Linked DNA regions of Homo sapiens: region 2 is linked to region 1. Evidence: read pairs that join two places in POLR2A ChIA-PET (ENCODE). Cell type or tissue: endothelial cell of umbilical vein. All regions are shown on one strand. Each heading gives the region's core, and the rest is flanking DNA. Links, peaks and the distances in the headings are about the cores only.

Region 1 (2,500 bases), core at 1-2,500:
ATTCCTTCTTTTGAGTTCTTTCAAGGATTTAATCCAACTGTAAATCTAAAATACCGCCTCCCCCCCACCGTTTTTTTTTTTTTGGAGACGGAGTTTCGTTCTCATCACCCAGGCTGGAGTGCAATGGCACGACCTCAGCTCACTGCAACCTCTGCCTCCTGGATTAAAGCAATTCTCCTGCCTCAGCCTCCTGAGTAGCTGGGATTACAGGTGTGTGCTACCACGCCCAGCTAATTTTGTATTTTTTTAGTAGAGATGGGGTTTCACCATGTTGGCCAGACTGGTCTCGAACTCCTGACCTCAGATGATCCACCCGCCTTGGCCTCCCAAAGTGCTGGGATTACAGGCATGATCTACCGCACCTGGCCTAAAATACACTTTTTAAAAAAGCTAATTTAAAAGCTTTAAATACTCAGTACACATTAATACAAAGAGTAAACATTCAAATGTGAAAATCCAAATAATGAGTAATGACTTTAAATTACCTGGTTAAAATCAACAAAAAGCAAGATTACTCTACAATTATCTAGCGCATCGTGTAATACTAACTTCTGATTGCAGATTGCATGACTGCATGTCAGTCACGATCTTTGGTTCCATTCCAAAGCTTTCAATTTCCTCTTGGGGCATCTGACTCACCCTTATCAGCCTCAGTGATCTGCAGTAGCAACCTCCACCCCAGCCTCAGCCCCATTGCTAAGGATAGGCACCTCTGCCCAGAAATAGGTGATTTGACGCTGGCCTAAACACCTCACTGCAGTGTTCTCAGGCCTTGGTTCAAATAGAATCACTTGAGACACCAAAAATGAAGCTTCCTTCACTCTGAGGCTGATTTAGTAGGTCTGAAATGGAGAACAGGAAAATGAGTTTTTAATCTACACATTCCCAGCATGTAATTAATTCTCTTGCAGGTGGTCTTAGGACCGCACTTTGAAAAAATACTGTCTCCTCTCCTTACTAGAAGAAGCTGGTCAATGTTAATAGCATTGGCTTTTGGAACATTCCTCACTTATTAAAAAAAAAAAAATTGCCTTTTGCCATATGAGTCATATAAACACATTTACTGATTTGTAGGGCAGTATGCCAAGGACTGTAGGAGATAAGATAGTGAACAAAACACATTCCTGATCCTCAAAAATCCAGCAGGAAAAATGTTTGCAAGCTCATTAAAATAGAATGGAATGTGTGTTACAGAAGAAATACTAAATGCTAAGTGCCAAGATGTTAACTCCCTCTGCCATTCTCCTGAAGTGGTGTGTACCCATCTACTTTTATGATTACACATCATGACACTGCATTTTCTACGCCATTCTTCTCCACGAGACTCTATGTTCAAGGACTGAGATCATGCCTTGTTTATCCCTGAGTTCCCAGTGCCTGATAAATAATAGATGCTCGGTTGAAGAGTCATTCAAGCAAAACCTTCTGCATCATTAAGAAATTAGTTTCTTGAAACTTAACCACATAATTTTAATTTGAGAAGGAACTTAGAGATCATATGGTACTTAAGGAAGGTGGCTTCTAGAGTGTTTGTAGGTGACACACAAAAGAACATTTTTAATGTCAATAGTTATGTATAATATGGGCCTGGTGCAGTATACTTTGGGAGGCTGAGGCAGGAGGATCACTTGAGGCCAGGTGTTCGAGATCAGATGGGGCTGTTGCTTAGTGAGACCTATCTCTACAAAAAATTTAAAATTGAGGCTAGGCATGGTGGTGTGTCCCTGTAATCCTAGCTACTCAGGAAGCTGAGGCAGGAGGATTACTTGAGCCCAGCAGTTCAGTTTCAGTGAGCTATGATTCATGCCACTGCACTCTAATCTAGGCAACAGAGTGAGACCCATCTCTAGAAAAATAATAATCATCATTATGTATATATGTATGTGTATAGAAAAATATCTAGGCTGGGTACAGTGGCTCACACCTGTAATCCCAGCACTCTGGGAGGCCAAGGTGGGAAGATCACTTGAGCCCAGAAGTTTGAGACCAGCCTGGGCAACATGGCAAGACCTCATCTCTACAAAATGTAAAAAAATTAGCTGGGCTTGGTGGCACACTTTACCACACAGGAGGCTGAGGTGGGAGGATTGTTTAAGACCAGGCGGTTGAGGCTGCAATGAGCTATGATTGGGCCACTGCACTCCAGCCTGGGCAACAGAGCAAGACCCTATTTCAAAAAAAAAAAGAAAGAAAAGAAAAAGAAAAATACCTAGTATAAAGCCGTGCTTTAATAGATTAATGCTTAAAATATGCCTAAATTTAAGTTTCAAAAAGTAAATGTAAATAGGTGAAATTCTTCTATGCTGTTAGAAATCAGAGTAGTGTTTGCCCTTGGTATGGGGGTAAGAGACATTAGAGGGGCTCCTGGGGTACTGGAAACGTTTATTTCCTCAGCTGAGTGTGGGCTGCATGCATATACTTCGTTTGTAAAAATTTAGCAAGTTGTATTATAACGAGTGAGCTTTTCTGTATTATAAAATAGTTCAGGCCGGGCGTGGTG
Region 2 (4,345 bases), core at 1-2,500, 81 kb before region 1:
CTGCAAGTTATTTGGCAGCAAAGATTTAAGTTCACAGATTCGTGGAATTAATCCTACACACTGAAAGGAAAAGTTGACTGCTCTTCAGAAAAAGTTCTTATCCCTCTTCTAAAATAAAGGAAAAATGAAAGAAAGGTAAGTTGAGACCCAGGATCATTCAAGGATCGTATCTGTCCCTAGTCTGGCCAATTACAAACTAGTATTTGAACTTGTTTTAAATCTTAGGTGAAAATACAGTTAAGAATTCCAAGACCCAAATCCAAAAAAGTCTGCTTTTACAGTGAACGATATTCTTAGGAGCTTCTCACATCCACTTTAAATTCAACAAAAGCAGCCGGGCACGGTGGCTCACGCCTGTAATCCCAGCACTTTGGGAGGCTGAGGCGGGCGGATCACGAGGTCAGGAGATCAAGACCGTCCTGGCTAACACGGTGAAACCCCGTCTCTACTAAAAATACAAAAAATTAGCCGGGCGTGGTTGCAGGCGCCTGTAGTCCCAGCTACTCTGGAGGCTGAGGCAGGAGACTAGCCTGAACCCAGGAGACGGAGCTTGCAGTGAGCCAAGATCGCGCCACTGCACTCCAGCCTGGGCGACAGAGCGAGACTCCATCTCAAAAAAAAAATTCAACAAAAGCTACTTACAAAAGAACTCTAACAGATAAGCCAACCCTTCCCACCCTATGGTGCCTATTTTCTTCTGGCTCAGAGGAAGGAAAATAGGCTGACACCAATTTGCTACATAAAGACCCTTTCATCTAAGAATTTCAAAATGCCTTAGAAAACTATATTCTCCCAACCTGCTTATAAAGTATTACTAATACCATTTACAGGGATTTCTCAGGAGATAACAGCCCACACAACTTGCTCAGAGCAACAGAGCATATCGAGGCAAACATTAAGTTGTGATTTACAGTGCTGAATGCATTCTATGCTAGATCTCCAAGAACTTTATTAACATGTAACTTAGATCATCCTAAGAAAGGCAGACTTGCATTATGTTCCACCTTTAAAAATCTGCCTTTAGGCCAGGTGCGGTGGCTGACACCTGTAATCCCAGCACTTTGGGAGGCCGAGGTGGGTGGCTCACCTGAGGTCAGGAGTTTGAGACCAGCCTGATCAATATGGAGAAACCACGTCTCTACTAAAAATAGAAAATTAGCTGGGCGTGGTGGCACATGCCTGTAATCCCTGCTACTTCAACCTGGGAGGCAGAGGTTGCGGGTGAGACAAGATTGCACCATTGCACTCCAGCCTGGGCAACAAGAGCGAAACCCCGCCTCAAAAACAAAACAAAACAAAACAAATCTGCCTTTAGACATTGCTACAAAGTAAAACAATCTCAAGTTCAATAACTCTCCCCAATCATATAAAGAATGGGATTTCCATGCCGGTTAATCTTTAAGTCATTAAACAGTGATTTCCTAACCTAAGGTCCAAGTGCTACTAATAATTATTTAAATGAAGCTTAAAAAGAAGAAACTGCACTACTGATAAATTTGTCTGTGACCAGGAATAGAAAGCAAGAAGCGCACTGGTACTTCAAAGAAACCAGTGGCGTCTACCTTATTCCCGCAGTATAGACTAGTTCAGGCAACCATGAGACTGAGTTGCCTCAGAGATAATTTAGCTCCCCTCTTTCCCCTTTTTCCTCTTTCTTCGCTCAAGAGTTGCTACCCAGGGTTCAATACAGACCTCCATTTCCTTTCCTCTTTTCTTCACCCTTTTCTCCTATATTTTCAGTTCCTTTTCTAGGAGTTTAGGTTAATTCCAAGCATTCTTGAGCTCTTTCCCACAACCCATACTGCTCAACACAAACGTGATAGGGTGGATGACAAAGGTCACATGTCTCCCTGTAACCAAATAAAGGAAGAAGTCACGAGTCCACTATTTTTCTCCAGTGAGGTTTTGCTGTTAACACTTACCTATAACAAATGGATTTTTAAGAGACTTTTTGGAGCCAAAGCCAGGAATCAGTCAGGTTTGAGTCCCACACTCTAACATATACACTTATCCTAATAGCTACCTCCCTAAACTTTTCTGTTCCTTCTTTCATAGCAGCTTTTCTCCCTTCATACCACCATGGCTTCTGTTTAATATTGAGTTGTGAAGAAATGTGGTAAAATTCCTAGTTTGATTTGCCAGAATTAGCAGGACATTAGGTATAGTTTCTCTTTCATCTTAACTTTTTTTTTTTTTTTTTTGAGACGGAGTCTTGTTCTTGTCACCCAGGCTGGAGTGCAATGGCACGATCTCGGCTCACTGCAACCTACACCCCCCGGACTCAAGTGATTCTCCTGCCTCAGCCTCCCGAGTAGCTGGGATTACAGGCACGAGTCACCACGCCTGGCTAATTTTTGTATTCTTAGTAGAGACAGGGTTTCAGCATGTTGACCAGGCTGGTCTCGAACTCCTGACCTCGTGATCCGCCCGCCTCAGCCTCCCAAAATGCTGGGATTACATGCGTGAGCCACTGTGCCTGGCAGTTTCTCTTTCATCGTAATTTTCTTTAAAGTTATGTTTGTGTGTATATATTTTGTGTTTTGTTATTATTAAAGGTGAACTTTGCTATGATAAGACAGATATCTGTATTTTTTTTTTTAATGAAAATTAGTTTCTGAAAAGACCACAGACTGTGGGAGGGGACGATCTGGGTTCCAATCTTGACCTATTACCTATTAGTATTATCTTAGCCAGCTTGCTTAACCTCTCAGCCTCCAGTGTCTTTATTTATAAGACGGGAATACTACTGCAGTTGACCCTTGAAGGAAACAGCTTTGAATTGCACAGATCCACTTATACCAAAAGCAATAAAAAATACAGGTCTGCCTGCTCCTTAAAGAGGAAAAAGCTTGTGAGAAATAAAGAAATAAATACTGTATTTGTGAGATGTGATGTTTCACATCCGGTGAATACAGAGAGCTGACTTTCCATATATGCTGGTTCCACAGGGTGGACTTTGGGACTTGAGTATGTATGAATTTGGGTATACACAAGGGTCCTGGAACCAATCCCCTGAAGATACCGAGGGACAACTGTATTTATACCATATAATTACTACAGTGAATGAAAATTATGTAATATATCTGACAGTGTTTTCAACTACTGAGTAGGTACTTAATAAATCAAACAATCCCAAAGATAGCAAATGTAAAAAAAAAAACTGTATACAAACCAGTAGTTTCACTTCTGAATGTTGCTTTAGGAACAGAAAAAAATTTAATTTTTTTTATTTTTTATTTTTATTTTAGATAGAGTCTCGCTTGGTTGCCCAAGCTAGAGTGCAATGGTGTGATCTCAGCTCACTACAACCTCCGCCTCCCGGGTTCAAGTGATTCTCCTGACTCAGCCTCCCGAGTAGCTGGGATTACACGTGTGTGCCACCGCGCCCAGCTAAGTTTTGTATTTTTAGTAGAGATGGGGTTTCTCCATGTTGGCCAGGCTAGTCTCAAACTCCTCATCTCGTGATCCACCTGCCTCAGCCTCCCAAAGTGCTGGGATTACAGGTGTGAGCCACTGCGCCCGGCCCCAGAAAAATATTTTTAAAGGTTAAATCAGTAAGGAGGAACACAGGAATATATTCCACTATAACAAATACCAGTGAAAAGAAATTTGCCATATAACAAAATTTTAAAAACCTACGAAGGCTTCAACTATTCAAAGTGTGTACAGTAACACTTTGAAGGGTAATTCTCTGTACCAGATATTCTGAAGCAGATCCACAAATAGTCTGAGTTTATATGCAAAATTATTTATGTGCATTTTTCTCAGGAATAGCTCCTTAGATTTCAGCAGATTCTTAAGTCTAGTATCTAAAAGAGGCTTTGAATAACTGCTTTATTCAAATAAGATGGCATTATTATTGGAGAAGTAAAAGAGTCTCACTAAATAATCTGGACTCACTCATTTGAAATACTTTGGAGTAGATAAAATCTCCACCCTTGCTCTGTGGTCAAATCATATACTTAATGACACTTTAAAAACCCAGTGCTGGCTGACTTGCCAAGCCTCAAGAATATAAATAAGGGCGTGAGATGAAAAGAACAACCTTTCAGGTTACGAGAGCCTCCACAACACCTCAAAAGGCAGCAATGACTAGGAGTGTTATTTTGATAGACAGGGAGGGTAAGAAGGACTGGGTATGTGGCTACTAAAGGATGCAGCATTCTAGGAACTCCACTCAGGGATCAAATGAAAAATATCTGCATTATTAGTTTCCACTTACTTTCTTCGAAAATTGTAACAGAAGTCTATCAGATGTCTCACTCTGCCATACAGAGTGGTTGTCATCATTAAAAACAAAATCAGGCCGGGCATGGTAGCTTACACCTGTAATCTCAGCACTTTT

The links. ChIA-PET counts read pairs that join two places held together with the same protein. Peaks named below come from ENCODE experiments on the same cell type or tissue, not always from the same donor. Only the 100,000 strongest peaks of a DNase experiment are listed, where the experiment ranks them.
Region 2: POLR2A ChIA-PET joins it to region 1 with 38 read pairs; 26 of 35 experiments call an interaction of 5 or more read pairs at or near these places.

The regions. Positions count from the first base shown.
Region 1 is chr12:104,218,310-104,220,809 of GRCh38, reverse strand. The region is part of intron 1 of TXNRD1 (thioredoxin reductase 1); the gene reads right to left. Among named protein-coding and RNA genes, the nearest start is that of TXNRD1, 3.8 kb to the right of the region's middle. RefSeq lists a cis regulatory region at 1,287-1,297 and an enhancer at 1,220-1,364. In endothelial cell of umbilical vein, for the core only: no CTCF peak of the experiment used is centred there; DNase peaks (open chromatin) are centred at 679, 1,279 and 1,779; H3K27ac peaks cover 2,500 bases.
Region 2 is chr12:104,297,624-104,301,968 of GRCh38, reverse strand. The region is part of intron 4 of TXNRD1 (thioredoxin reductase 1); the gene reads right to left. Among named protein-coding and RNA genes, the nearest start is that of EID3, 3.9 kb to the left of the region's middle. RefSeq lists enhancers at 94-263, 802-971. In endothelial cell of umbilical vein, for the core only: no CTCF peak of the experiment used is centred there; no DNase peak of the experiment used is centred there; H3K27ac peaks cover 615 bases.